Regions from separate parts of the Mus musculus genome. Here all the other regions are linked to region 3. Evidence: chromatin loops called from intact Hi-C (ENCODE). Cell type or tissue: left cerebral cortex. All regions are shown on one strand.

The links. A loop is a pair of places that touch in the nucleus more often than their neighbours do. Peaks named below come from ENCODE experiments on the same cell type or tissue, not always from the same donor. Only the 100,000 strongest peaks of a DNase experiment are listed, where the experiment ranks them.
Region 1: it touches region 3 in a loop (2.7-fold over the local background); 3 of 42 quality-filtered maps call a loop at or near these places.
Region 2: it touches region 3 in a loop (3-fold over the local background); 3 of 42 quality-filtered maps call a loop at or near these places.
Region 4: a loop joins it to region 3, with 2.3 times the contacts of the local background. A loop is called at or near these places in 2 of 42 quality-filtered maps.

Annotation. Positions count from the first base shown.
Region 1 is chr12:14,092,224-14,100,223 of GRCm38, reverse strand. No RefSeq gene overlaps it. Among named protein-coding and RNA genes, the nearest start is that of Lratd1, 56 kb to the left of the region's middle. In left cerebral cortex, no CTCF peak of the experiment used is centred here; a DNase peak (open chromatin) is centred at 3,064.
Region 2 is chr12:14,077,843-14,085,842 of GRCm38, reverse strand. No RefSeq gene overlaps it. Among named protein-coding and RNA genes, the nearest start is that of Lratd1, 70 kb to the left of the region's middle. In left cerebral cortex, no CTCF peak of the experiment used is centred here; DNase peaks (open chromatin) are centred at 2,846 and 4,380.
Region 3 is chr12:13,859,332-13,867,331 of GRCm38, reverse strand. No RefSeq gene overlaps it. Among named protein-coding and RNA genes, the nearest start is that of Gm35890, 190 kb to the right of the region's middle. In left cerebral cortex, CTCF peaks have their summits at 3,587 and 6,045; DNase peaks (open chromatin) are centred at 5,104, 5,860, 6,319 and 7,054; H3K27ac peaks cover 1,213 bases.
Region 4 is chr12:13,804,901-13,812,900 of GRCm38, reverse strand. No RefSeq gene overlaps it. Among named protein-coding and RNA genes, the nearest start is that of Gm35890, 140 kb to the right of the region's middle. In left cerebral cortex, no CTCF peak of the experiment used is centred here; DNase peaks (open chromatin) are centred at 1,024, 2,565 and 3,423.

The sequences.
Region 1 (8,000 bases), 230 kb before region 3:
TTCCCTGCCTCCCAGCATCGTGTTTTCTTGAAGTTAAACATAGAATTTTCTCTATCATAAGTGTCTATTTATTTACACTGTTCAAGCAGGCTTTCAAATTTACTTTGAATGACTTGAATAACCTGAGAAATGTACTGCAAAATGAGAGACCATGAAGGTCCTTTTTTCTAAAAGCAGCTTGCTGAAACCAAAAAAAAAAAAAAAAAAAAAAAAAAAAGAAAAGAAAAGAAAAAGCACAATCTTTCTCTGAACATCAGATTGAGTCTTCTCTAATATTTTCAGGCCCAGGAGACTGTAGAGCTCTGTGTCAAGTGTGACAAACAGAGAGGGAAACAAGCTCCTCTCTGTTTATCATTTTCTCCTCCAATGACATGCTGTACCAGGTAGATACACACACAGCTTCCCATCACAAACTGTACTCAAAACCCAAGGACATGTTCTCTTCATCTTAACAAAATGCTATTTCACCTGTCCCCTATGTCTCTGTGTTTGGCTCAATTTCAATGGCTAGTCTCCAGTGCTCAGGAAGAGTGCATCTAAGATTTTCAAGTAGAGACTGATATTTGCTAATATAGACAGAATGCATCTTGAACTAAGGTGAGTTTGAAGCAAAGCTCAGCTAGAAACCAGCCATTTTACATTGTTCAAATTACCCATGGCCTGTAACATTCATTTTTACTATCTATGGTACAATTTTTAGGATGTAAAAACATCATTGTAATGAGTGTGACATATTATTGGGCATATAGTGTCTATGTAATAATCCACAGATCTTGTTGTTGCTTATCAGTGAGATGTTTAGATAACTAATCCACAGATTTCAGAATAATGCATCTGTGAGTTTGAATTCTAGATCTATTATTTATTTACAGTCCAACCACGATCGATGTAGAATTTCTAGGACTTGGTTTGTCTTTGAGGTTTGTCTTTGATGTGAAGAGTGCAAGCTTCATCCCACCAAATCATGCATTGGAGTTGCTACAGGACTCACACTCAGTAAATGAAATGTTCTCATTCTGCTATTCACAAACTCTCGTCCACAAGGAATTCCTGTGGAGAAAATGCACAGCAAAACCACAAAATACCAAATAAACACCAATAATTAAATTCCCAAATTCAACGGGCGGGTATTTGAATGGTACCACAACCAAGCCTCATAGACTTCCAGTTGAAGAACTAGAACAAGTCTAAGGCCCTTGTCTCATTAATGTATTTGAAAAATATTGCCTTATCTTCTCACACTTTATTTATTCATGACTGACTATTCATCAGTTTTGATGCTTTAGCCACATTCAGCAAAGTATACAGAGAGAGAGAGAGAGAGAGAGAGAGAGAGAGAAAGAGAGACAGACAGACAGACAGACAGACAGATAGACACACAGACACACAAAACACAGACACATATATTCATATATATATATAATATATGTACATATATTATATATATCTTGAATTGATCAATTCAATATATATTGAAAAATATAAATATAGATATATAAATAAATAAATTCAAGGTCCAGGTAGCTCCTGACTGGTAATAGCTATTTTCTCAGAAGCATTTAACCCTATTGTTTCTCTGGCTATAGTATTTGACACATGACTTCTGTCCTAAAGGATGCTTCATGGTAATCCACTAGCCATGGGAACACCAACAACCATAATCTAGATTTCACACGGGAAAACTAAAAAGAAAACTGCCAAAGACTAACATCATACTATCAAGTACATAACTTTGCATTTCTGTAGCTGCAAAAAAATAATTCAGGAAATGAGGACTTTTTCTTTAGTTCTGTTTCACAACTGTAAAAAGGAACTGTTGACTCTGCAAAGTCTATTTCCTCTTCCGGTTATTGGATGTGAGTCAATGCTCTATTTCCTGGTTGAATTGTTTGTCTCTTGTAAAAAGGAACTGTTGACTCTGCAAAGTCTATTTCCTCTTCCAGTTATTGTATATGAGTCAATGCTCTATTTCCTGGTTGAATTGTTTGTCTCTTGTAACTATGAAATATTGCCCTGTGAGAGGAAAAAAGAATGGGTCATGTGACTATCCCCTTAAAAGAATTTGGCTCAGATTGGTGACATTTTAATTGGACATACTAATGTTCTACGAGTCATGGTTCTGTTCTGAAGAATAAGGGAAAACAGAGAATGTATAACCCAGCAGTTGACGGAGCCTTTCTCATAATATAATGTTGGGAATCATAATCAATGACTTTCCATAGGAAAATCTCCCATCCAGTGTCTACCTCAGTTACTTTCAAAGTGCCATCGTTGATCTCTGTACTCACATCCCTTGTATTAGCTCTTACATTCTGGTTAGTTGGATTCTCTGAAATCAACTGGTTCTACTGAATGGCATGCCAGTTTTGGTGAACTGCATTACTTATGCTTTCTACTTGTCATGGTCATGGAAAAGTGTGACCTCACAATCACACAGTACATAAGCTTTAGCTTTTCTAAGTACCTATCATGCAGTGTCTACTTGGATGCATTTCAAAAATGAAACACAATAAACTCATTGCCTTTACCTAAAAATCATGCCCTCCAAATAAAAATATAATTGCTTATCACAGATTACATTGGATCTGGTCTGTCTGTTTTATTAAATTGCCTGTACTGTTGGATGCCATTCTACTGATACTTTTTAAATATTCAAAATTCGCTACTGTATAGAAATATTTTTCCTAAAAATTAATTTAGTTTGAAGCATTAGACTCTAATAACTTATAAAATAAAACAGACTATACTACTAGTTACATGTGTAATTTTCAGAAGCTGTAGAAAATCAGGCATCCCTGTAAGTAATATCTCACAATGACCTTGAAATGATTTTTGTGAAACTGACTATACTGCTCTAGATGCCTATTATCCTCCTAATTTCAAACATGGAAAAACCAAGACTAAAAAGCCAAGACATGTCTTCAAAGACCATTATTTTCCCACCCCCTTCTCTTTGTAGAACATCTGAAAATTTGGAGCTCTTTCAGTTTGGGGCTTTTTCTGTATTTGTTGTTAGAATGTGAATCAAGCATTTTGACAATCCCTGTTTATGAAAAATGACTCATAGTTTTCAGCAAAAGTGCCAAGCTCAACTGTGCACAGCACAGTATTTGGAAGAGAAAGTTAAATTTATCCTCTACATGAAGAAATGTAGAAAGAAAAGAACAAATACCAACCCTGCTGTCCAGCATCCTGCATGAATGACTTGGTGGTCTGTGCTTAGCCAAAAAGGCAGCCAGAAAACAAACAAACAAACAAACAAACAAACAACAACAACAAAACGAGATAATAAAAGAAAAGGACTTTTAGATGTTAAATACAGTCTAACGAGCTGAAGTCATTTAAATTATCTATGAAGAAAACAGACAAAAGAAAAAGACACCTTTGTTAAAGGTTACAGGTTACAATATTCAAGTGGCCTATTCTACAGACCTATGCCTTGAATTATATGCTGAATCCTATGAAATGCTTTTCAATGAGCTTGGAAGTGGAGGTTTATTGTGTGATTTTAATCAGTTCATAGTGGAGCCTTCTAAAAGAACCCAGGCAGAGTCATGAGGACAGAGGAAAAGCAAAGGCTAGGTCCTGGCAGTCTCTTCTCCCAGTTTCTCTGAAGAATGACTCCCCTGACTTTAGTTTTCCTGTTTCAAATCCTTCTGTGGAGAGGTGGTTGATATAATAAGGGTGTAAGCCAGAAGAGAAGGGTACCTGTCTCACCAGCTGTCATCTAACTTCACACCCTCCTACCACACGTTCTCACTTGTAGTTTTGACACCCTGCCCATCTTTACAGTTGCTTTGTTGTGTGTCCAGAGGGGCTTCCTGGAGGTCAGCCTTGCATTTTCACTAGCCAGTCTTTAGGAGAAATAATTTTCTACATGGTAAGCGTTATAGAATATCTTCGATGGTCAAATGGGGGAATGCCAGCTTAAAAGCACCCCACTGCAAAGAGTTCCTCTACACCAAGGGTGATGGCGAGGGCTTGAAGATAGCCTCTCATGACAGTCAGTAACTCTGAGAAGTACCCTTGGCAGATTACTACTCAATTCAAAATATTCCACCCTAGACTGGCTAGATGGCAAACAGCTTGCAGAACTGCATTTGATCCCTGGAGCCAACATCAAGGTGGAAAGAAAGAGCAGATTCCACCATCTTGTACTCTAATGTCTGCACTCATGCTATAGTACACATGTCCCCACATATACACATACCACACACTGCAACGATAATAGAATTTAAGAATTCCATTTCATCATCTGAGTCCTAGGAGAACTCCATAGAGAATGTAACTAGATTGCATTTTACAGATAAGAAGGCAATGGATTTTTTGTTTTGTTTTGTTTAGTTAATTTGTTGTTATTTGTTTTTGCTCTCTCTACTCACACTATAGTTCCTGTCTATTAAAGAGAGGTCACCTTGTATTTCTATAATATAATATAACTCATCAAATAAAGCCTCTGCTCCTATGCAGTTAAGCAGTACTTTTTTCTCATTCCTATGCAGTTAAGCAGTACTTTTTCTCATTCTGTCCAAGGGTTTTCTAAACTGAACTGGACTGTTAGATTGATGAGGGAAAGGATAACGCCTGAGGCAGAAGCTTATGTTCTAGAACATACAGGGTTAAGCTACGTGGTCTGAGGCCAGAGCCATGACTGGGAACTCGGAACCTTGGACTAAGTCACAGGTTTACTTGTCACCATAGCTAAGACACTCTCAGAACTCTGTCCAAAGCTATGGCATCATAGAGATCAGATGTAGTGATAGATGTAACATGTTTTGTAAATGTCCCTACACATACCAGGAGATAAAAATCATCAAAAAGAGGGCCTATAACATCAGAGGCTTTGAAGTCTTAGACTTTATTGATCTCCACAAGAGCCAGCATAAAATAGACCAGATAAATTTTTGAATAAATGATCAAATGCACAATAACATGTATATCAACTGGTGAGAGATGCCTGAAAAAACAAGACTTGGGCCAGCAGGTGGGAATATTCTCTTTTATAATATCTCGCCTACATAGCGAGTATCACCATGTGCAGAGCAGCTGCCTGGAGTTCTATGAGACAACCAAACCATCTATACTCAGTGATTAGGAGAGATGGGATTTAAACCCAGGTTAATACAGTTTTAACTCTAACTTACTCTCTGTCATTCACTAAACATGTGGAGCAAGTAACTGCAGATTCATATGACCAACCAGATCCTTATACAGTGTCTCCTGCATTTTCTTATTACAGGCTTTAGAGTTAGAATTGAACAGTTCTTAGACTCCCCGTGAATACTTTCTGGTTTTTGTTTTTTGTTTTTTCCTAAAAACCCTGTACCTTTTGTCATACATTTAGCAGCTGCTATGATTCTCTGTGAGGTCATCCAACAACTTACATTATTTATTAAATGCACCAAACACGTCTTGGTTGGGCCTTACCATTTTACCTGCCTTCATTTCGGATCATTTAAAATCCAAATATATAATTGAGCCATGAATAACTCTTTTCTCAGTATTTTAGCTCCAGTATTCACTTTTACTCCTTTATCACTCATGACCACTGTTACACCCTTCAATCTTCCATGGTCAATGTCATACTTCTTTCAAAGTTTCTACTGTAAGCCATTCAGTCTCTGTCTATATATCTTCACCCTGTACTTTCTTTAACTGTATGATTTAATGTTTGGCTTTATCTATATATGTGAATTTAAACATGAAAATAAATATATGCTTCTGCATTCTTTGTATCTGGGGTTTTCTGCTTAACAGCTTCTTTCTTTGTGACTATCTTCACAAAGTTTTCTCCATTCTCCTTTGAAGCCATTATCATTAAACTTTCCTGTGGACACAGCAGTTATCAATACCTTCATATTGCTGAACTCAAGGATCAGTTCTCTGTTTGGGAGTTTGACATAATTGAGGACCTTCTCCTTTATTTTAGACCGCTAATAACTCTTCCAAATTCAAGCCTTATTGAGTCTCTGGACAATATATAATATAATCAGTATCATCTATCTATCTATCTATCTATCTATCTATCTATCTATCTATCTATCTATCTATCTCAATATCATCTATTTATGATATTGATTATATTGAATATACTGATATATATTGAATATATTCTCAATATATTAAATATAATATCAACATTGAAATATATGAATTGTTTAGATGAAAACAACTCTAAACTATGTAAACACTTTGTCTACTGATGGTGGCACTATTTCTGGAGCCTGTGGAATCTTGGGAGATAAGTCTATTTGAAAAGACTGGATCTCTAGTGTTGGGCTTAAACTTTATGGACTATCCCTGCGTCTTGTCCCTTTTTTGCTGTTTGGTCAGCAAAAAGTAGGCAACCTCCTCTTTCTGACATCACAATTGCAAGTTGCCACTACCACTCTGCCTGTTCCAACAAGATGGACTATTCATTCAAGTTATGAGCCAAAAGATAGTTTCCTTACCTTAAACTCTTTCTTGCCAGATGTTGCTTTACCGAGTGGTTCTGAACCTTCTGTGAACTTTTAATGTACTTTCTCATGTCGTGGTGACCCCCACCCATAAAATTGTTTTCATTGTAACTTCACAACTATAATTTTGCCACTGTTATGAATCATAATGTAAATGTCTCTGTTTTCTGATGGTCTTAGGCAACTCCTGTGAAAGAGTCATTTGACCCCAAATGGGTCATAGGTCACAGGTTAAAACTGTTGTTTTACAGTATAAGAAAGTAAAAGATATTGTAGTTACATGATCTTCTAACTCCTTGTCCCAGTCTTTCTGAATGTCCTACCAGCCTGATTTCTAAATGCTGAGGTGTTGCAGGCAGTACTGCTCTTGCTCCTCTGTTTCCAATCTACCAACATACCTGGGGCACCTCATCCAGACTTATGGCTTTTTGAGTAACATTTTTTTCCTATATCCTGGCTACTCTTAATTATACACCTCCCAGCAGATTTCTCTTTTGAGTTCAGGATTCATAGATCAAGCTGCTGTCTCCATTTGCTTATCTAATTATCCTCCTAAAACCATTGTGTTCAGTAAAGTGGAGTCATTCAGTTTTCTTTATGAACCTGCCATCCACCATGGCTTTCTAGTTAAAGCTGGTGGTCTCTCTAGTCACTCACTGCTCAGCCTGGCTCGATTTTCTCTCTGTCTCTATGTCTAATTCATCAAAAACTCATGGAAGCTTCCTGAAAAGTATAGCCCAATTCTACTACCCTTTAATTTTCCACAGCTGTATGTAGTCTACATACTATAGTCTTCTTTTACCAAAATTTCTATGATAGCTTCCCAAATTTTTCCCCAGCCTTGCACCCAGGACTCATTTTACACTCAACCTAGCAGACAGACTTTAATAATCATTACCAAAACATTGACATGATTGGGTTTCTCTAAACCCCAGAATCTCTAAATTTGTTCTTCATAGTTCCTATAAAAGGTCTTAAAGTTGTATCAGAGAAACAGTCTTGCCAACAAACATGGAATACCGGTCATGAGGGAAACAAGAACACGCTATTTAGAGGACTGGATTTTCTGACCTGACAAACTGAGTCCCTTCTGTTTGACAATGAATCAAATTTTGATCTAAATGCTCTACTATTGTCCCTTTTCAGCAACAGAACTTTGTCTAAACATTGCCTTTGGAAAACATACAAGCTAATTACTGTCTGCTGATCATAAATGCTTTGGAAGCCATGAGCCCATGACAATACTACCTTTGGTTTTTCCCATGTTCTTCAGCTTAACAGTGGAAACAGCCTTGATGTTCCGAGTTGAGAAGCAAGAAACGATACTACTGTGTTTTCCTTATTGTTCATGCATGTCTTTTCCTTCAGAAAAGTTGTCCTGCACTCAAGGTGGTCACTCTCTTCTTGCTTGCTCTCTCTATCTCACCACTACTCACTGACAGCACAAGAACTGTAGAGTATACACCCATGAAGAGGGGGAGAGAAAATGGAGTGGTGACTTCCTCTCTCCTGATGATTTTTTTTTTTTTTTTTTTTTTTTTA
Region 2 (8,000 bases), 220 kb before region 3:
ATAGTTAATTTCTTTTTATGCAGTTGTTCTGCATTTCAAGAAGAGGGAAGACCTTGATAGAGGGTCAAAATCTGTAAATGCCATGTATGTTACACCCTTTCATAAATACCTGAGCCTAAGCAATCTGTTGTCAGGCATGTCTCTGGGGAACAATTATATCATATAGTTCCTTCTTAGGGAATATTTTCCTGATGTACACAGTACACACAGAGAGTTCTTATCTGTGGAGATAATCTACTGCTTTTATGCATGTGGTATACGGGTGAATCTGTGGGCTTATATTTTACATGTAGAAGCATTTTTTTTCTACCTCCTTTTCAATGAGAATAGCACACATTTTATATATATATATATAGTGTGTGTGTGTGTGTGTGTGTGTGTAACTTGAAAGGATTTCCCAAAGAGGTTATGAAAGTCTTATTCTTTAATTAGCATGGCTTATAATTTTTGAGTCGATGTCTGAGTCTATTCAAAATATATAAATTCTCTTTCATGTCCTCGTTTAGGATTTGGAGTGTGAAAAAGTTAATTACTAGATATTTCCCAGCGATATTTAGAAAAGAGTTTGTGGGATCAGATAGAAGTACAATAGGTAAGAGGTGAGCACCAGAAATAAAAACTGGATCTTGAGTCATGTGTTTGCTTGAGCCTGTTCTCATCCTGTGGAGTGTATGTTGTACTTTTGCTCTCATTTTAATAAATCTACACTTTCAGTACTAAAAGGAAAAAGTGAAAGAAGATATAGGGTAAGGAAAAGAAGGATGGAGAAGAAAATTGGCATGAGGAGAAAGAGGAGTGGAGTGAAGGGGAGAGGGGGAGGAAGGAGGGGAAGGAGAAGAGGAAAAGGAAAAAGAAGAGGAAGAGAAAAAGAAAGAAAAGGAAGGGCAGAGCCAGGACTCACACCAATGTTGGGAGTTCCTTGTGTGATGGAGGAAAACTCTTTCCTCATCCTTTTGTCCCTTCATGTCTGCTCCCCAAGGTGAGCTGACTATCTTTGGCCACCTGTTCCTACTACAACCGACATTATAGCCTGACTCAGATTTCTAGGCTGTCATGTTCTCTATGCTAGACTGAGTTTCTTCTCTACCCATAAAACTCAAAGCCAAACAACAAATTCAGATTGCTTTTTACCAAATTTCATCACTTCCTGGCTCAACAGTCATGATTTTATGTGGCTATGGACAGAGAATTTTCACAGAGCTCTCCCATAAGGCTAAGGAAGGAGAGAAGGAAAACTCTGAGAGGAAGACATGTTTTGAAATAAGAGGAGGGACCAGCCATGAAGAGTAAATGTGATCCTGAATGCTTGAAGCTTTTCAAGCATAGAAGAAGAGCTATTTTGGAGTGTAAAGAAGTTTGAGGTAGAGTCTGTGAATAGGCAAACAATTTCCTATGCTTCCAACCTACATGAGGCTCACCGCACCAACCAGCCTCCACAAAGAAGACACACATGTCACACACAGACTCAGCCCTTAGGCTTTGGGGATTGGAGAATAGTCAGGCACTTGTGGCCAACAATGGTGTCTTCATATCCACCAGGGTGGCAGAGACAGGAGTAAGGTATTTAATACACTCTGGCTTTGGCTATGTTGACATTTTTCACTGCATGAGATCCCTTGTGAGACTGTGAGAGATTTTTGAGTCAATAGAAATGAGCAGGGAAGACCAGAAATATGTGGATCCATTTTGAAGTAGAGTAGAAGGGCTAAAAAAAAAGTTTTAATTTAAGGAGTGAAATAAAAGTATCTTGGTCAAATCCAAAATCCATATGCAGTTACTGTAATGGCTAATATTGACTGTCACATGGATGAGCCTCAGACTCTCCCAGGAGATGGGTCTCTAAGCAAATCTGGGGGGGGGGGGAGAGATTTTAGGAAGCTAAATTGAGGTGGGAAGACCCCAGTACTCAGGGAGGAGACATTCATTGGGCTAGGATACAACAGGGCCATCTGGTGCTAGAAGCCACAGTTGTACAACAGTGTCACTTTAGAATTAATATTGAAGCAATCTGGAGAGTTGCTTGCAATAGAACTGTAATCTAATCATTAAAAAATTCCAGATGTATGTTTAAATCTGTGCATTTATTAGTATCAGGAAATCATTCCAGGAAAATGTATTGTTTGCCACAATAGTACCCTCAGCAAAGTACAAGGTTATTATATACACTAAGGTAATGCCTGTCTTACAACCTATTGGAATCTGCAGCTCTGATCTACCTAATAACTGTTTAAACACTCAAGTCATGATGCAGCTTAATGTATCTACTGCGAAGAGAAAGAACCCTTAATTGCATTTTGTTTTGCTTCTCCCAAACTGAAGAATTGGAAAAAGAACTCTAATGACTTCCTTTGAAAGACCTGATTTCCTTAAATTTAGGGATCATTTTGATATAAATTGACTTCATATGGCTACTAATGTTTGTTAAATACATTGGATTCTAGAAAGAAATGAAAAGAAATAGCCGAGAAGAAATTTCACAATGAGCTGCTGATAAGATACACAGGGCATTTCTGAGAGAATCTTTAGAGTTGGTGGAATTAAATTACTGCTCTGGGTATCTATTTTTTAAGGAAAATGTGTATTTGCCTAATCCAATTTCAACATAATTCATATCCCTGTAACACTCTGAGAACACTGGCATATGGTTACATGAGATATAAATTGAGAGTATGATTAAAAATCACTGGTGTTTCGATTTCAATTATATTTCACAAAATAGACTCTGGGGGAAAAATTGTACAAGCAGGACCACAGCCTACTGCAGGATGAGAGTACAGAAAAATCTTCCACACAGGCACCCACACTCACACCCACCTACCCTTTGTTGCGCTGACTAGGCAGTTTATTCCCTTAGCAAACTCCTGGCCCTGGCCACTGGGTAGCCAGCCAGCAATCCTTGGTTTGACTGGAAGCCAGAGTCCGAAGGTTCTCAGTAGCCATCTGTGAATGTATACACTGAACAAAAGAACAGTCCAGATTTCTAAAACTCTGGCATCAGATCTGGGATGGAGTCCCAACTATCACTGTTTAAGTTTGGTGGATAGGTTCATCCTTTTTGTTGTTGTTGTTGCTGTTTGTTTGTTTGTTTGTTTGTTACCATGACCTTGACAATGTTTCCAAACCATCTGAGAAACTGTGATTATCCTGACACAGAGTAGGTATAGATCATAATGATTTAAGTCAACACGATTTTTTTCTTAGAACTTAAATGAGACACCAACACCATTTGTTCATCTTTGAAGTATCAAGAAGGATTTTAGAAATGTATTTCATCATCAACCTTTATATGCAGAATTCAAAACAAAGAGTCAGGCTTCAATTTATCTGTGCCTCATCCCATTATTAACCCAGTGTAGGGATATTGCACTTCAGTGATATAAGAGGGGAAAGGTGAAAAGGAATCATTACAGATTTTAAGAGGAAAACTAAATTATTCTTCCTTAATCTTGACAGATGGGGATTACAGGCTCCTCATTTTACTTTAAGGACCTAACTAGGAGTTCATAAATCTCAGTTCCTTCTGTCGAGTTAAGAGCAGCCCCAGCCCTGCTTATCATGATTGTAATCTCTGTACAGCCTTGTACCTTTTTAAAACACTGGAGGAGGAAAAGGACCAAGTTATATTTCAACCTTGAGATGACATTTATTATTTATTTTTCATTCTGTTCCATGTAAAGGAAGAGGAGAACAGAGCAGAGTACCATGACACACCTTGAATTGCACATTGCCAGCACACACGAGTCCCTAATATTGGCCAATTCCCATGTATAAACAGTGAAAAATCAAGCAACCAGTATTTATGCCCTGAACAAAACTCATTGACTTTTCTTCCCCAGATGCTTACCCTTGTGTTTGTCTGTTCACATGACAGTGGTGGTGGTATGCATTAGTGTTTGTCTATATTCTATCTCAGCTTTCCAGATATAAGAATTTTATAGAATCACTGTCCTAGGCCATTTTATTCCATCACTACCAAAAGTCAATGACCCCCATTTTTCTGGTTTAGTCTCCATCAATGGTTCTCATCCTGTGTGCTGTGACTCTTCTGTGGTGGTTTGCATGACCCTTCCATAGGGATCACCTAAGACCATCAGAATATATATATATATATATATATATATATATATATATATATATATATATATATATATACTATGATTCATAATAGTAGCAAAATTGCAATTATGAAGGAGCAATGAAAATAATTTTATGGTTGGGGGTCCCCAAACATGAGGAACTATATTAAAGGGTCTCAGCATTAGGAAGGTTGAGAACCACTGTTTTACATTAACACCTAGAGTTGCTCAAGTCTATATTTATCCACTCATGGGTCCACCTCCTACCTACCTTTCTGGACTTTTTCATATGTGATTAGTCATTTCTTCCTCTGCACACCCACACTAGAGCACAGGCTGCTTTCTTTACCTGGTGCTTTTCTTTCTAGCTCTCCTCCCATCCTCCCCTATTTAATGCTATCCTTGTATCAAGCTCTGGAGTAAATCCTAAATTATATTCTCAGGAACAAAACTTTCTGTTCATTTCTCTCTTTCATCACGCATTTATACTGACATGTTTATCTTTATTCTAAACACTGAAGTACAATAAGAAGAGCAGACACTTGGAAGCCAGCAGCCATAGTCATGAACTTAGCTACAGAAGGTGGAGAAAGTCTCTAAACTATCTCTAAAACTTGGAATTTTTTAAACCTAAGAATGGAATGGCATTGCCTACCTCAAAGAAACATAAGAATCAAAATGAAAATCACATTAAACAAATCAAAGTATATGACATACTACAGACACTCAAAACTGACTGTCTTTATTACTACTCTTATCCCTGTACTGTGTGTTTATCACCTCTTACTAGAATACTAGACCTTGGAACTCAATCATCTTTTTAGTCCCTATTGCACAGAGCCTAGTGATTTTCATAGTTTATCACTCAGCAAATATTCATTAAATACATTTTCAGGCTACTCTTCTGAGACCCCCACTATCATGATGTATTGTTTGACACTGTTTGAAAGGTATCAGTCCCTACAATCAAGACACCAATCATGATAATTCACAAAATTTCTTTTTGATCAGACAGAGCAATTTTTATAAATTGTAATGTACTCTAAAACCGTCAACATTCTTTAGAAAAAGAAAGCTCTTCAAAAGAGATGTGAAGAGATGGGCATGTTCAAAGAGGATAGGATAGTATTTGAGAGAACTGTAAGGTTGAAGTTAGTGCTATGTGCCACAGAGGTTTATGTGTCACACACTGAGAGGCAGCAAGGAGTCCAGCTGAATAGCCATAGGGCTGGAGTGAAGATCAGCCACCAGCAATCCAGTACTCTGCTGACTAAGGAACAGTGGCAGATGGGAACCAGTGGTGAGTTCAGCATGAAGTCTCTGCAGGTGAAATTTAATATTTAATGGTCTGGGCCAAGAGAGCTCACAGGAATTATACCTGGACAACACGGAGAACATGAATTGGTTAACCAAACTATGTGGTAGGCAGAGTGGAGGTCTCAGAAAGCAAACCCACTTATTAATTGAAACTAGTTAGAATGTTAACTAATTGCCAGTTTCTACTGTTACATAAGCAAATTCATTCAAATTTACCTCCTCAAGCGAGGAGACAAAACAAATAGGTAACTTCTGTGATGAAATTCTTCATGGGATTGAGTATGGTGTGGTAAAGGACTTTAGCAGTGTAGGGATTATCAGCTGAGCCTTGGAGAGATAAGGGTCCTGAAGGACCTGTTTTATGGTAGATGGAAGAAGATGGCCTCACAGCAGGTGCAGAGATAGGGAACTATGTTAAGGGCAACCAGTAATTTAGCTGAATGAGGCAGACTCAGAAAGAGGTAAAGCTGAACTGATTGGTGGAGATAAGATCTGAAGGAACTGTTCTCTAAACAGAAATGTGGCTAGCTTTCTATCAGAAGATCATAAGAAACAATTAAGCATATTCATGCTTAAGAAAGATTGTAAAAAATTGTTTCCTATTCCATTCTGCTTTGTCAGTTAATAAAACAATAGATACTTAGAATACTCTTGAGTTCTTCAAGCATCCAGTGCAGTGGTAGGGATTAGGCATATTACAAAATTTATTTCTCAGGGGCCAGTAAGGTATGGGCTGGTCAGCTGAAGCCCAGCAAGAAAAAGAATAAGTAGAGCTGTGAATAACCCTCAAAGTAATAGGTAAGCAATCTGAATGTTTAACCTCTCCAAGTCCAATTTCTTATCTGTGCCATGCAGTTGGTCTTAAAGCTTTCCTCATATGATTATTAGGAATGTGTATAAAATGAAGCCACACACAGATAAAATGAAGCTCACAGTAAAGTCTTCACCAATGGCTCCCATTCGCATAGGAGAAGAGTACATTTGTAATGTTCCAAAAAGTTGTAGAGCTCTGAAATAGTATTGTATGGGACTATGTACCGGACGTGTTACAAAGTATATTTTCATATATTTTGGTGTATCACATGATCCTTGTATCAGGACCTTACTTTATAAGCTGGTATCATTTCTATATTTGTGATTCACCCCTTACAGATGCTAAAATCTGATAGAGCATTGGGTATTCAACTATTAAACTATCTTCTAGTTTCTTTGAAAAAACTAATTATATTTTAAATTAATATATCTGTGAGGATATATATTGTGTGGATGGGTATGTGCCATGGTAAAGTGCACGAGTGGAGTTCAGAAAACAACTTGCAGAAGTTAATTTTATCCTTACATAGTATGTGTCCCAAGGATTGAACTCATGACCGCTTGGTGGCACAAATGTCTATAATTCAACCTCTGTATAATTTAATATTCTCTTCTGAGTGCCTTGGGTGAAAGTGCATACATACACAAAGACATAACATATACATAAAACAATAAATCTTTAAACAAACAAACAAACAAAAATGAGGTTAAGATTGAAGAAAAATTATAATTCTAGTGGATGATATCTCAATCACTATTTTATCCTCTCATATTTACTTGTTTAACAACTTAGGCAAATTTTAGCCTCTATGGGCCAGTGACATCATTTACTTCTACTATCCTTGAGCACACCACAGCCCATATCTCCCAACCTTTACTGCAGTTAAGATCTGGCATGTGACTGGATTCATGGCAATGTCTGAGGAGAAGTGAAATATTCTGTGACTCTCAAAGAAGTAGTTGAATCTGAGAGATACCTGTTGGTAGTGAGTGTGTCATATGATTCAAAAGAACACTCCAACAAATGAACCCAAGTCAAAATTGAAAGGTAAATAAATGAATGAAAATCCTCAGTGATGTGGTGATCTTAAAGAGTTGGAAATATTCTATTTTTTCTGAAATAATATGTTAACTAATTACATCATGTACACCTTTTAAATTTTAATTTCTGGTGTCAAAATGGATCATATAATTCCAGTTTTATCATGGATGCTGTTGCCCAGGCGATCACTGTGACATCACATTTACCTGTAAGCTTGATACTTATGCCTCTGGGTTACTAGATAATAGTATCTATCAAGTGTTTCAGTGAGAAAAACCATAAATCACAACCTTAAGAAAAAGCACGTAGAAAACATTGTTATTCAAGCAGTTTCCACCAACAAATAGACAAGCCTTCTATAAGATGAACTTAATTTGGAAGAAAGTCTTAAAGTTGACAATGTATTAGTGTTTTTAATGAAATGTCAGTCTACTGATATTTTATGAAAAAAAATCAGCTACAAGTCTATCAAAAACTGACAGAAAACGTCACGTTGAGAATGAAGTGATTCTGGAATGATTTAACTAATCAACTTGATTTCATGTTACAAGTGGCATATCTATACAGTGATGTATATTATAAAATATGTGCTTAGCTTCCTCTTTAATACAACTGAACAAGGCTTACCACCAACAAGCATGCAGATGGGAAACAGAAGAAACATCAGAGAAAATACAAACTACCCCATGTTATTTACCAGCAGAGCTGGAGAACACTCAAGTGCCAGCACATTTAGGAGAGGTGCTGACATC
Region 3 (8,000 bases):
TTAGTTCTGTACCTCATTTTTAATTGGGTTGTTGGTGTCTAATTTCTTAAATTCTCTGTACATTTTGGATATTAGCCCTCTGTCAGATGTAGGGTTGGTGAAGATCATTTCCCAATCTGTGGGCTGCCATTTTGTCCTACTGGCAAATAAATCTCTTTGTCCTCTAAGATGTTTTTTGTCAAAAAAATTTTTTTAAATCACAGCAACAGAATAACTTAGAACTGATTTAAAACAGGTCTTCCAAGTGTCTTGTGTCTTCTACTATTTGTATAATAGAATACTTTTGGGTTTTCTAATTGAGATTATGAAAATCCCTTTGCAGGACAGACCGTAAGGAAGATGTATATATGATACCAACTTGACTGTTAATTTGTGAATTAGTATAAAAGCCAGAAGATGACTTCAGCTGCCATCACTCCAGTGCTGTCTACATTCTTTGGCTTTGTCCTTAAAATTTTTATTTAAAATGTGGTTTATATGCATATGTATGTATGTATGTATGTATGTATGTATGTGTGTGTGGGGAGTATGTGGTGCATGTGAGTATCAAACCCCTTGGAGTCCAGAGGCATCAGAGTTACTGCAGCTGGAGTTACAGCATGTGAGCCACCCACATGAGTGCTGAAAATTGAATTTAGGATTTCTGAAAGAATAGTGCATGCTTTTAGCCACCAAGCCATCCTGTAGCCCCTACATTATTTTTTGAGATAGGGTCTCTCATTGGCTTAGAACTAGCTATTTGGCAAAGCTCCAGATGCCCCTTATCTCTGCCTCTCCTGGGCTGGAATTCTAAGTATGAGCCAAAACACCTCTAGGAAATCAAACTCTGGTCTTCAAGGTTGAAGACAATGATTTTACCTATGGGGCTACTACCCCACCTCTGAACAATGAGTTTAAGAGGCATTTCACTGGGGAAACCACACACACACATACACACACACACACACACACACACACACACACACACACTGGGAGGGAGAGGGAACAGAGAGAGAGAGGCTATAAAATAATCATCTAATATGTGTATGCTCGATTACATGTATTCTAAGTATGTTAAAATCATTCCATGGTATCCTCTTAAATATCTAACTGCTTTGAGCAATTTATATGTTATACTCCTAATACAGTGTCCTTAAGAAATTCCAGGCATTTTGTCCTCAGGAAACCTTGTGTTTGTGGGTGCTAATACCTATCTTTTCTGACTCATTTCCCCTCATTTGAATAGACCATGAAAAGAAAGACTTATCCTTTATTCATACTTTCTAAAGATTTTGTATTTTGTTCTCTAGAGCCTAAAGAATCATTTTACAAAAGAGATAATGAAAGATTTTTAGCCAAGTAAGTTGAATGTATCATGATGTAAGACATAAATTTCCATATCTTGCACACAGCAAAAAAATTCTCTCTCAATACCAGCAAATGGCCTCAGAACAAAAACATATAATGCTTAGCATATGGCATATCTCCTAAGTTTTAGCTTTACTTAGCAATGTTAAGCACTTTTTGTTGCTAAGAGTATTACCTATGTATCATCTATAGGAACTTGAAAATTATTTTGCTGACATTAAAAACTTATTAATGGTAGTGATAATCATATTCTCTTAGAATAGCAGGCACAAAAATTAAAGTGTAAATTGCCTTAGACTTCAGCTTCAAAAATATCCATTGGTAAATGAAAGAGATTATTAGTAGCAAATCTTTTTTAGAATAAGAGGATTAGTACTACTAATTTCCAGAAAAATTATTTCCGTCTTGTATGCCATCTAGCTTCCTAAGAGATTTGAAGCTGAGGGAAAAGAGGAGTCTTAAAATAGCTGTATTAGCATAAATATACCACATCTGTATCTTTTGTCAATTGTCCACAGAAAGCAGAAGAGAGAAGTAAAACAGTAGAGTGGATTAGTGGACAAAACAGAGGACTGGGCATGGGGCACAGGAGTCCCTATTCTAAACTCAGATAAACCAGATGGAGAAAATATTCCTGAGAGTTGTTTTGATAGAAATCAAATATAGAGGTAAAAGGGAAACGACTAAGATAAAAAATGCTTTAAAGCAGGGTGAAGATCAGTAGCAGATCCTTGTCCTTGCCTGTAGAGCCCACTCCCTCTGTCCCCCACCGCCACATACCAGTGCTTTGAAATGGTTTTGTTTCTCTCCTTTTTTGCTAAAATTAAAGTAATTTGGTTAATAGAAGCATGTTTTAATTATCTATTTCCTTTCATTTAAAAGTAATATGAAATGCCTTGAGATAACTATTTTGTTGTAGGGAGAATAAATCATTCAAATTCAAAGACAAAGAATGCCCAAATATTGACAGTTGTTAAACAAACATTTTCGCCAAATGCTTTACCACCATAACTTTACTGAACTCTCAGAATTATCTATGAAATTTACAATGTCATTGTTACTTAATAAATAAGAAATTGAGTGTGGAAGAGCAAAGGAAGCTGTCCAAAAAGTCATGCCTGGTGAACATGTCAGACTAACCAGAGCCTGGAGCCCCATTCCCATGCCTACACCCCTCCCTTCATTCAGACGACAATTCTCACCTGGAATTCAGGTCTGGAGGGAAGCCAGAGAAAACCATGGCTACTCGATTTAACAAAACCTTGAGCTCTATCTACTTTTACTCAAATATCTATCTAAAATTATCATGGGAGCAAGAGTCAAATGTGTGGTATGAAAAGCACTGGACTCAGAACCAGGTAAGGTCAGCCCAAACACAGTCTCCAAGTTATAACTTCTGGGGAAATCACTTAACCATCATTACATTAAACCTACATTCTGCCCCTGTAGAATTGGACTGATATTTCCTTCCAGTGTCAGTATAAATTCAAGGAGTCTTTTAAAGTCCAACATCATATAATCAGCATTATGATCATTAGCACTCTAAAGGGGAGACAAAACTCACCTATGAAATCATTGCTTTCTTACAGTGGTTATTTTTGTTTGTTTCTTTGTTTTTTTTAATTATTGATCATTATTCTTCTTTTACTTGTTTTTACAATAGGTAAATTCTTTGTTTTCCTGCTCTCATGTTCTTAAAATCATGGAGCTGCATGGAACTTACATTCCTCCAGGCAGCTATCAGCCTTTCCCCTTTATTTATAAGCATTTTTTTCTCTTTTCCTTCAACAAACTTCTAAAGTTGTTATATATTTTTAACCTTTCTCAGAAAAACACATTCAGACATACACACCCCTTCTGCTATTGTTTGTTTTTATATTATTAATGCAAATATTTATCTAAACTATTTTTCTTAATAGTTTTTGTAATGTTTTTTCAGATGGCCAGTGATTCCAGTATAGGTTTGCTTGGTGTCTTACTTCTTTCAAAAACTATGTATTTCAGCCTATCACTTTTCCATGGGGTGTACACTTAGATGTCCTGTAAATACTGGAGGAAGTAGGACACTTTGTCTGCCATCTCTATGCTACTCATACTTTGCCTCCATAAACTGTTAACCCAGACTCTCTTGCTGAACCACATCCCATTGATATTGCTAATGGGAAGAAGTGGTAACAGGAAATCAAGAAAACACAAGAAATGAGATGTTCTAAACCCTGTCCCCCTCCTTGTGGCAGCTCCTGCAGTTGCAGGTGTCATTGTCTTCTCTAGAACATGCCTCTTCCTTGATTCCAACACAGCTACTTCTCCCAATACTTTTCTCACCTCTCCCCTTCAAGCTGGGTGTGTAAATTCTGGCTCAAAACTGCTAGTCTTTACAATATCCCTTAAATTTGTTTAAAAATCAGTAGATACTATTGACCTCTGTATCTATGGGCTCTATTGCCTTGGCTTCAAAAATCCCCAGGTTAAAATAATGTTCTAAAGTTGCCTTGTCAACTTTATATGCCCCAGTACAGGGGAATACCAGGGCCAAAAAGGGGGAGTGGGTGGGCAGGGGAGTGGGGGTGGGAGGATATGGGGGACTTTTGGTATAGCATTGGAAATGTAAATGAGTTAAATACCTAATAAAAAATGGAAAAAATAAATAAATAAATAAATAAATAATAAATTATAAAAAAAAAATAAAAATAAATAAATAAATAAATAAAGTTGCCTTGTCAGTGATGGAGAGTGTGGCATTAGAATGTGTCTCTACTATCCATGTTGCTTGTCTTATCACATTTCCATAACCAATACAGCATAACAACTAGCTATAACACAGTTATAACATTAAGTATTATATAGAAATGAGTTTAAGCATATAAGAAGATATGTGTAAGTACAATAAAAATATTAAACCAGAGCATCCTCAAGTTTGGTGTTTGGGGGAAGTCCTAGAATTAGTGATATAAAATTACTTAGAAGGTAGTTGTAGTTACTTTAATAAAGTGTTTATTTGGAGCACTTGAATGGAGGTCTATTTTCACTGGGACTGAGCTGTGTGACAAATTCCTTTTTCCATAAAGACTTTACTCATCTCAAAACTAATTTTCCCTTTTATCCAGCATCTAAAGATTACTTGGGAAAGTATGTCATGATTCCAAAATTTAAGACTATCTCATCTGTTATACTTAAGCTACCCTTAGCCTTGTGGGGACTAGAAAAATAAATCTTGGACATGCCTTACTCAAAACAAACAAACAAACAAAAAACAAAACAAACAAACAAACAAAAGAAAGTTTATGTTCCACAAACACAAGAAAGTAAACCAAGCAATAAGAGTATGTAGGATCCAGAAAACAGTGAATCCAACAGACAAAAAGTATGACTCTGATGGATAGAAGGTAAGTTCCCCCAATGCCAGAGATGAATCTAAAATGGAGCAGGAGTGCAGGCAACTGGAACAGGGCTGGGACCCATAGCTACTATGCTTGACTCCACTCAAACTTTAAGAATTAAGAATGGCTAACAGTCACTCCATAGCAAAGTAAGTGAAGGAAGAGTGGCATGATGAGCTCAAAGAAAAATTGAAAACTTGTATGAAAAAAAAAAGACACATAGAAAATTATATAGATCCTCTCTGAGCAGTGTTACATAAGACTAAAGAGATTAACAGTGAAGGTGGATTTAACACCAGCCTGGAATGTGTCACACTACGGCTAACAGAGGAGCAGGGCTGAGCACTATAGGCACAGAGAGGAGGCATGTGAGTGCTAAACCCTTTATTTCACACAAGAAATCCAATGTTCAAGCTGTCATTTAAAAGACAAAGCACGGTGTGGTGAGTATATTATATAGAAATATGGGAAGAAATACTAAAACAAGTATCCAATAGACTTGAAACAAGCCATTCTAGGAAGCAGTGTCTTAGGGCGTGGTGAAGGAGGGAAATGAAGAACTGTTGTGTGACTTTGGGGCTAGAAGCACTGTTTTGATTGTTATACTATGTAAATATTACTTTGGTAAGAAATTAGATGCTACAGAAAAGAAAACAAAAGCAAACAAGCAAATAAACAAAACCCCAAACCCCTCAACTCTCCTTTACCAGACAAACAAAAACAAAACAACACAGAGGTTCTAGAAAAAGTAGTTGTAGAAATCACTAATGGCGTAGTGTGGATGACAGGAATTGGCCTTCCCATCTCAATTGCAACAGTATAATGACTGGGGATTTCCCACACAGCTTTCCAGGACCTCTAAGGAGGGGGTTTGATCTGACCCTTAAAGGGGTTAGAAATCCTGCTTCCACTCAGCTAAGCCGCTGTGCTGGATGCTACTATCAATGCTCATTATATTCTCAATATCAACTTTTAAAATTTGATCATATAGTGCTTGAAATTAAAGAGCAGTTTTATTCTGTTTCTCATGGCAATATAATTTTTTCCTTAGTCATTCTCCTTCCTACACTCCTACACAGAACACATTTTCCTCAGCATTGTGGGGGCGGTTCACAGCATATATCTGGAAGCTCATCCCGAGCACAACAAACCAATTAGCTGCTAAGAAAAGCACCACAGAGTGCTCTTGCCATTTCTTTTGACTCAGATGTTGTATGTGAATCACAACTCATCACACAGGGGCTGTGTGACTGCGCATCAGGTCTGCAGCAGCTACAGCAGCCACTGCTTTCTTCCAGACCCCGCAGGGCCTCTGCCCGGATGTGGTGGTCCTCCAGACTGGCCCGACGGTCAGGAGAATCTTCAGACCATTGACAAGGTGGAGGACAGCATACCACAGTAAGCACCTGTCCTTCGCTGTACATGATGACACTGTGGACAGTGTATAAACATTTTACCTCAGAGGTCCTGCGTCTTTAGAAAACTTCACACAATACATGCACACAAAAATAAAAGGCTCAGAGATTTGCAAGCCCCTATTGGAAGCTTCTAGAAATTCAAGGATACACTTAGCAGCCTCTGTGGTAGTCAGAGGAATAGCTGGCTGGGGCCTTGGGAATCAAACACCATCAAATGCCTGGGTGTATCCTTTTTCCCATTATCCTCCACATGCAGAAATGGAGACCTCTGTGAAGGAAACTGCCCAGATGTTATTTTACTAGCAGTGACCCAGAATTGCTGTGCTCAGAACCTGGCTCCGGACAGCGCAGGGAGTCACAAAAGACCACTTGCTCTTAACCCGTCAGTTCAACAAACAAGAGTAAAAAAAGAAATGGGAATATATTTGATGCAAACATATTTGGAAGAGGGATAGAGAGGATCAGTGACACCCTCCCCCAACCCAACATCAATCTTTTGGTAATAAAATTTTAAGATTAGGTCCAAATAAAGAGTCAGGGTATTTATAACGAAGCAGTCTTTGTCAAGGTGCGGTCCCACCTATTATCCCAGCACAGTCTCTCCTACAAAGTGATATAACAAGTTGTCAGAGCTATGTGAAATCTCTTTTCCAGCAGATAGTTCCCCTTCAGGTTGATATGTTTTTTTTTTTTTTCTTCACTGCATGATACTCCTGGGAAACGATTGATTTGGGGGGTCCACTGTTCTGGTAGTCTGATAGTCAAGGCCAGTGGCACAAGTATATCACATGAATGTCTCCATTGCTGCCAGGGTGGCGAGCTTATGTCACCAGTGATGAAATGGAAACGGACGTCTGAATGCAAGCTCTTGTTTTCTCTGTTGCCTTTTCAGCCTCTCATACTTCCAGCCGCTTCCTACTTATGGAAACTAAAAATGGAGCCCATTCTGGAGAGTTATGGAGACGTTATCACGCTGCATTTTCCCCAGGGAAAGAAGTTTGATAAATTATTTAAATATCCACTTTTCTCCACTAAAATATACACTATGGTTTTTTTCTAAGTAAAATGTGGAAACACTTATTTTACCGAGCCATTTATATGCACCATCTTTCTTCTTAAGAGCATCTCTTCTCTCATATCCACTGCTTTGGAAACCCCGGGAGATGTAATGAGATATTGATTGCCCTCACTCTTGTCTCCACCCTAGTTTAATGATTCTACAACTTCAGAATAATTTTTGTTCAAGAGGCACAAATTCAGAAACAGCTACTACAATTTTTTAAGTTAGCATGTGACATTGGGCTCAAAATTACTTATAAGTATTTCAACACATCAGCTACTGGGTTTGTTTGTTTGCTTGCTTGTTTGCTTGCTTGCTTGCTTGCTTGGTTTTTATGTCTTCTACAAAAATGTTATAGAAAAAAAAAGAATGTTCCATTACTGTGGCTTGGGGACAATGGCTCAGTCAAAACCTTACTATGTGCAAGCATGAGAAGCTGAGTTCAAACCCCAAACCCCATATAAAACTCAGTATGTGGTGTTGTAATTCCAAGGTTGACCACTTGCCTACACACACACACACACACCAACACACACACACACACAATTGTTAGCCTCAAATGAGACTTCCAATACCCAAGATAGGTAAGCTACAATAAAATTGAAGTGTTTAAATTTTAGACTAGGGGCCTGAGGATATATCTCATTGGTAGAGTATCTATCAAGCACGTATAATGGGTTTCATCTCCCACACCACAAAATAAGAAATAAACATTGGCCCTTCCGGTCCCCACCAGCAATAGGGTAGCTTGTGCACGGAGTCTGCTCACACCTGCAAGCTACCCACAAGACCCTC
Region 4 (8,000 bases), 54 kb after region 3:
TGCCTTTCACTACTACTTGCAGAAAGTATACTAAGCATCCCAGGAGGCTCCTAAATCCTTTAAAGCACACAATATCTATTAGGTAGACTTTGTTTCATATCCTCATCTCACACTGTCCCATAATAAACAGAGGGCAGTCTCCAGGAGTCCTTGAAGGGTGGGGTATACCATTTACATGCACTCAGATAGAAGGCAGGGCTGTGCCTTGTCACCCCACTGCCATCATATCAATGCCATCATATCCAGGGGTTCTGATCAAGGCTGTTGAACTATGGCATTAAACCTTCTCTCTAGTTAACATGCATTGGTGGCTACTGTACGGTTACTTCTTATCTGTCAGATTTTCCTGGCTATTCCCAATTGCTTCATGGCTCATCTTTTCATATCTCTATTTTAAGAAGACATGAAAAGGCATTCTTCATAATACTTTAATAATTCACTCATTGCCTACTGTGTAAAACCTTTATTCAGTATTCCAAGATCACAGCTAAGAAAGGCAGAGCCAACACTTGGATAAAAAGCCCTGTGCTTCCAGGCTTCATGGATTTTGCTCCCTAAATGCATCCCCTGGTTCATGTATCCTCATCGACAATGTCCCAAGTGTGATTAGCCCTGTAATCTTGGCTCAAAGTACACAGTCCAAGGTGAACTTCTACAATGAGCCTCATAGAAACAGTAAACTCTCCCAATCTTGCAGGCATCTCATTGTAAGAAGGTAAGTGCAATTTCCTAAAAAATGGATTTTTAGAGATTTTTAAATTAACCCCAAGGTGTACAGAATGCCAAGAATCAATTCTAGAAATTATGTCAAAGACCTCAGCAATCCTCACAGCCTAGAAATCAACCTAAAATACTACAATGTACAGCCAGATGGTTAACTTTAGTATGCGGCAGGGGACTTAGAAGGCAACTGGTTCTATGTTTAAAGAAAAAGTCTGAAGAATTTTTGACTCAATAAATCTAGCCCACCATCAGTACACCCCCAGAGCATGAGGCAAGATCCTGTCCATTATGCCTGTGGTAACCAAGCAACAGCCCACAGGACCAGCATATAGGGAACTAAGTTTGCAATCTCCACTCCAGCTCCATTTTTTTCTGGTATCCACATTTTCCCTTCACATCTTCAGAGAGGGACTCCAAGGACAGCCATAAGAGATGGCTTGTGATCCATAAGATGCTACAGCCTAGAAGCTCTTGCTCATGCTGAAGGTTATCTGATGGTCTATCTAGCAGTCTCTGTTTATACATACTTAAAGGAGCTTCACAATAAAGTCATAAAGCCAACAAGAAACCAGGCCAAAGTAGATTTCATTTCTGCCTGAGTGCTCTTCAAAAGCCCACGGCCCTAATACTACCCTGAAAATACCTGCTGTCCTTATCTGGGAACCTACTCTGTTTTAAAAGGTTGTTCTTCAGCTCTTAACTGAATATAACACTCTATAAAAGTCTAATGTACTTCAGGAATGACCAACACTCTTACCTCTCATCTACTGCACTGTAATAAATAGGTACTGTACCTCAAACTCTTCCAGAGTTGGTTGAAGCTTCTTTTTATTTTACTATATCAAGCCTTACACAAAGCGTAAATATCTGTTATGTCCCAGGAATGTTTAGAATCACTGGATAGTCATCTGTGAACAAAGGGGACACAACATTTTTCTCTCCTGAAACATTGATTTCTTAGAGGAATGTGGAGGAAGGCCATGTTTGTCATCTAGGGATATCTCAAACCTCCATGAAGAACTGAGACAGGCAACAGTCAAATGAAAGTCAAAGGGAGCCTCACAGAGGCTGATAGATGGTTAGTTACTCTTTGTGGACAACCCATCCATATGTAGAATTTGCAAATGAGTTGAATTTGCACCGTTGCCCCTGAAGCCTCTCAGAGGAGGATGAGTCTCCTCTCGAGCTGCTCATTTTGACAGAGCATGTACCTGTGAACTTCTGCAGGCTTCAGCAATGCTTTGATTACTCCCACATGTGCTCCCAAGGAGAGCCAGGAGGATTTCTCAGAGTTCCTTGACACACACAACACACACACACACACACACACCATTCACACCACACTCACACACTCCTCATTGAAACGCAAAACATTCTAAGAAGCTTCACTATACCCTTCTCACCATCAGCCTTGGGCTTCCTTGCAGACATCCTTCCCACAAAGGAGGAAGGGAGAGCAGATGTATGGTTTGCAGATGGGCTTAGAAAAGCTTCCTGAAGCACAGAAGTCATAATGGCTTCTGTTTGACATCACTGTTTGACCACGGCGGGACATCACCCACTTCCCCAGAAGATGAAACTTAATTTGGATGCTTATTGTTATAGTGACAGATGATCTGATTGGTGTTGCTTTCTGCTGATTTTGCCTGGAAATTGGCCTCCTGTTTCAAACTAATTACCATTGTCTGACTCCGGATCTAGCATCTCTGTTCCCGTCAGTGTTTTTGTGTCTCCTAGTCTCTGCATTGTAGACTTACTTTTCAGTGTGCAAACATAAACTCCACAGCCACAGTGGGACAGACTCTGCTGGCTGGTAGATGAGCTTCAGTGCTTCTTTTCTGCACTTGGCAACTTTGCCATTTCTCCCAGGCTAACTGGGAGCCCATCCAGCAGCTTCTCAGATATTCCAAGCCATGAAACATTGAGCATCAAATTGGGACATGGTGGCTCAAGAAACTCTGTTTTCAATCTCTTATTTTACAATATAGACTCTGAGGTGAAAGCAGAGATGATTTGTTTACAAAAGTTTCTCTGATGTGATATTATAACTAAAGTCACGATGTTTTGGCTGCCTCGCTTAGTACCATGTTTACTAGTGTCAAGAGCTGCTGTTGATGTTATGGGACTCCAAGTCCCATCTGTGCAGTGCTGAAGGTCAACACACAGAGAAGCCAAGGACCAAAGAAAGGAATAGAGAACACAGCATAGCAAGGCCTGGCTCAGGCATAGAGTAAGGGCTCAACTGATGACAGCTGAGCCTGAATCTAAGGGGGGAAATGGTTCTTATGTATGCTGATGTTGCAATTAGAGATTTGATCCTGTGGTTTGCAACCCCAAGCAAACCTCATATTGAATTAGAAAAGCCTGGTTTTTGGCAGGGGGAGGAAGGTAGGGCCAGGAGAAGGGGGTGCTGTGATCAGGATGTACAGTCAATAAAGTGAATTAATGGGGCAAAAAAGTAAAACCAGGGGCCTCCCAATAGCTACCTTCTTGGATTGCTCCTCCAGCGAAGGAGCAAGAAGGTGACTGAGTCTCCTTATGGTTTTATTATGGTTAATGAGCAACATGCTCCCTCTTTACTCATTCTCAGCAGGAGTCCATTAGCATATTCACCCTCCAAACTTTGCAATGCATGCATAAGTTATCAACTGAACTGTTCTAAAGCAAAGCTCCCAGTCATGTTCCTAATCAGAGACTCTGAGTGACTCACTGAACGCTTCAGTATGAAGGGCCACCAGATAGGCTGGCAGCAAGCCTGACTACACAGGTTATCAGAGAGCTACTTATTTCCTCACTGCCGAGCGTGAGCAGAGCTAAAAGGGCCACTAACAATACAATTTCTCAGTATCTCTATATTAACACTAGACTTACTCCCAGAGGCTAGAAACATTAGAAAATAATGATTGCATGTATTGTGAAAGTAGCTATGGACCTTAATTTCTAAAAGCTACACGATTTCATTGCAGTGTCAAGCCATGGGATTCACTAAATCGCACAGTATTTACTATTGGAAAGAAAATATTCAGGTTCATCTGGATTTATTAATGCATCACCCCACCTAGCAATTACCATAGCTCCTGTACACAGTCAGTGTCTGAAACATCTTTACATAATTACTGATTAATAATCTCTATTCCAATTTACCATCTATAGCAACTGAAGTAAAAGTAGTGACCAGCCCAAACTCACATATGTCAGGGGTACATATATTGGAAGATAACCAATGGCTCATTATACCACTAATTAACTTGATGCCACCACTGTATAGAGGCCCTCCAGAGAGTCTGACAATTTTTTGTGACACTACTAGAGATGCACATACCCCTGGGTAGAGATTTAAAATGCATGAGGTTGTATGTAGAATAGCATAGCCTGTGAATGTAGGTAAAATACATGAAGTTGTAAAGTAAAACAGATAAAACATGAAAAATAAATAAATAAACGCTCTCACTAGTCATAGGCTAAAAAGCTTGTGCTACATTGATAACCCTAAAAGCTCATACTGTGTGACAAATAAAGAACTCTGGTCTTCTATGCGCAAGGAAAACTGGAGTCTCTGAGGTAACTAGGGCTTTCTCTCTTGCCTCAGGTGAGCATCACTTGGGGTGCTAAGATTCTGGAGAGATAATGGTCACCAAGCCAACCTGGAATAGTGCTTTCAAGGTCATTTGTCTCAAAAACCCAAAGAATGAAACCCATTCCACTACAAGATTATAGGTAGGGGCTTAAGAGAAATAAATAAAGCAAAGTTCCTACACATTAGGAGAGCACCCCACCAACAAACATGGGATGCTGCCAAGCTGTTAGTTTAGGGACTTTAAAGGACTTACGGTAGCAAGTGGGTTGGTGCATGGAGAAAAGAGGTAGTCAGTCTAGTTCATCCACCTACAGGATGCTCAGGTGCTTCCATTCGGGTCACATGCTTGACAGGAGTACTTAAAGGGAGAAGAGAAGGAGAGAGAGGGGGAGAGGGAGAGGGAGAGAGAGAGGGAGGGAGAGAGAGAGAGAGAGAGAGAGAGAGAGAGAGAGAGAGAGAGAGAGAGAGAGAGAGAAGTAAATGTGAGGAATCAGAGCTTCCAACTGACAGATACAAGACACAAGGACATATTCAGCTTTGGGTTAACAACCAGAATTAGAACCACTCATGTTCATGGTCTCTGCCCTAAAACTGCCTGGCCAGTTTCTATCTCCTGTCTCATCAGTTTAATACCACTGGAGTGACTATTACCAGTGGTCAGACCCTGCGCAGGACAGGTTACCCATCCTCAGCAGGCCAGCGATGCAAGCAAGTGAAAGGCAGAGGAAGATTTACTTGGTGTGAGAACATTGGAGAGAAGAACAAAGTTGATCTTCAGGACCCTAACTGAAGTTTAGCTTAAATAAAAGTCAACAATAATGGGTCCTGGTCAAGCTGTGGTGCTGCCTGGCATTATTGTTTCAGCTCCAGTGTCTCCTGCGAGCTATATGACAAGTTGTCAAAACTATGTGAAATCTCTTTCTGGGAGACAAACACGCCCTCTGACTGGCAGATGTGGAGATGGCTCATTGGTAAGAACACTTGCTGTACAAGTAAGAGAACTTCTTTGTTTTGGGTTTTATTGTTTGTTTTTTGTTTTTGTTTTGTTTTGTTGATTTTTTTGTTTGTTTGTTTGTTTTTTGGTTTTTCGAGACAGGGTTTCTCTGTGTAACCCTGGCTGTCCTGGAACTCACACAGTAGACCAGGATGGCCTGGAACTCAGAAATCCACCTGCCTCTGCCTCTGAAGTGCTGGGATTAAAGGTGTGCGCCATTAGTTCAAATCCCCACAAGCCTTGTAAAAGTGCAGCATGAATGTTCCCATGCTTTGATACCCCAATACTCTAAAGTGAGCAGATATTTACAGGACAAAAGGCCTGCTAGGCTTGTTGGCCAGCAGCCTAGTCTCAAAGCTAGAACATAAGAGGGATAGATCAGAACACTACAAGTTAACTACTGTCCTAATGAATACATAAACACACCTGTGGAATACAGTGCCTAATGGATGCCATTGACTTTATTAAACATGGATAATTTTACATGTTTGTCTCCATAAGACTTGAAAAGGAAGCTATTCATCCTTTCTCTGGCCCGGATTCCTACAGGCAGGAAAAGTCATTGTTTTTATTGGGGTGCTCTATATGAAAGAGGACTCACTGTCAAAATTCTTTATTTGCACTGCAAAGTCACTGTCTTGATTTCATGCTTAAAGTAATATCACTTTGCATCTATTCATGAATTCAAGTTTTTTCCTCAATTTAACTACATCAGAGAAGAAAGAATGTGAAGGAGACAGAAAAATGTGAAAGAAATATAGGTAGAATATGTTTCCAACTTGTCATTACAGCAAGGCAGAGATATCCAAGGGAGAAAAGTCACTCAGAGACCACAATGAACCATAACGCATCCTCCAGTCCTCTCCAGCTTTGAAAACCAGAGCCACACAGATGAAAAGATGCCTCAGTAAATAGTAACACTTGCTGGGAAAGCATAAATTAAAATTTTAGCTCAAATCACCTAGAACCTTATATAGGTGGAACAACAATATGAACTAACCAGTACCCACAGAGCTCATGTCTCTAGCTGCATATGTAGCAGAAGATGGCCTATTCGGCCATCATTGGGAAGAGAGGCCCCTTGGTCTAGCAAACTTTATATGCCCCAGTACAGGGGAATGCCAGGGCCAAGAATTGGGAGTGAATTGGTAGGGGAGCAGGGCGGGGGCGGGGGGGGTATAGGGGACTTTTGGGATAGCATTTGAAATGTAAATGAGGAAAATAACTATTAAAATTTTTTTAAAAAAAGGAAATATTTTAAAAAATGAAGAACCGGCTCATTCCCGTGCTGTGTCAGCAACTCTGTCCTGGTGGCCTGGTTGGCCATGCACTGGTGGGCAATGGCCGTCCTATTTTTATCTCTTGGAGACTCTGACTCAGAACTCCAAAATCTCTCCACCCAGCTTGATAGGTTCCCTCTGGTGGGTCATTACCAAGCCAACCCTGTGCTTCAAATCCCCCATTAACTCTGTGGTGTACCTCAGGCAAACCCACACTCTGCCACCATACCTTTCTCTCTTGAACCGCTGGATGTGCTGCTGTGTGTTAGAACACACAACACAACACAAACTTAGTTCAGAAATGATGGTAGCTCAATTGCTGGATGTAGCAACTAAAATCCTAACCTTGTAAGCCATATTAAATCTAATCCTCTGGTGGTGAATCCTGATAGAACCACCATTGAAACCAGGAGACACTCATAGCTACATCTTGTCCTTACACTATCCCATCCAAAAGGACCTCTCTCCTGCTTCCTCTCTTCCTCCATCCAACCCAGAAGTCCCTCCTACTCACCCAGTGATTGGCTCCTTTATTCATTAGGGGACTGGTTCACAAGATGTCACCTGAGAACATATGACTCACTCCTTGTCCCCCATCCCTTCCAGGAAAGTGGAATTAGCATCAAAATACAAACAGCACCAGGCCCAACCATAACAAAACCTATATAAACCTTAGCATGCATGTGTGCATACTTAAGCACCCCAACACTATCAAGGACAGATGTCTGCTAGGGGTGAGAATTACTAGGGCTTATTGGCTTCCAGCCTCCTCCAGGTCAGTAGGAGACCCTGTCTCGAGATAATAATGTAAGAGTGACAGATTAGGGCACTCAATGTTTTCCTTTGCTTTCTATTTGCACACAGGGTTATGGCTATGTGCATAGAAATAGGAGCACATCCACAAAGCACAGTCAAAATCAAAACGAACAACAAAAGCTGCCTTGAAGACGCCTAAGCCATGTTCTACCTTCCTATGTGCTCACTACCCCAGCTCCCACGGACTTGCTGGAGAAATCATATTTGTTAAGCATGCCTTGGGTCATCCTGGTGATTATTTCCTATAAAGCATGCCTAGGAAGCCAGCTTGAACTTGGCATCAGTTTGAGGACCTAAGTGTGATTAGCTCAGCAGTTCTTGACAGTCAAGTTCAAAGACCTGTGATCTTTTAGTTATCCAGCTCAGCAACCAGTGGATTTAAATTTTCCCCAAAGGTTAATGTTTCTTTGTTTCAAATATCAACTGTGATGTCTGCATTAGACAGGGAGAAAACTCCCTTTCATCAAAGCCTACCTCTATGCCAGATAGTATAGTCACTGCTTGATATTGTCACATATCATCCTCAAATCCAGGCAGTGAGGTAATTATAAATCTATGCAACCAAGGAAGTTAAGCCACTAAATAATGGACCTTAAAGTAGCAGGCAAGT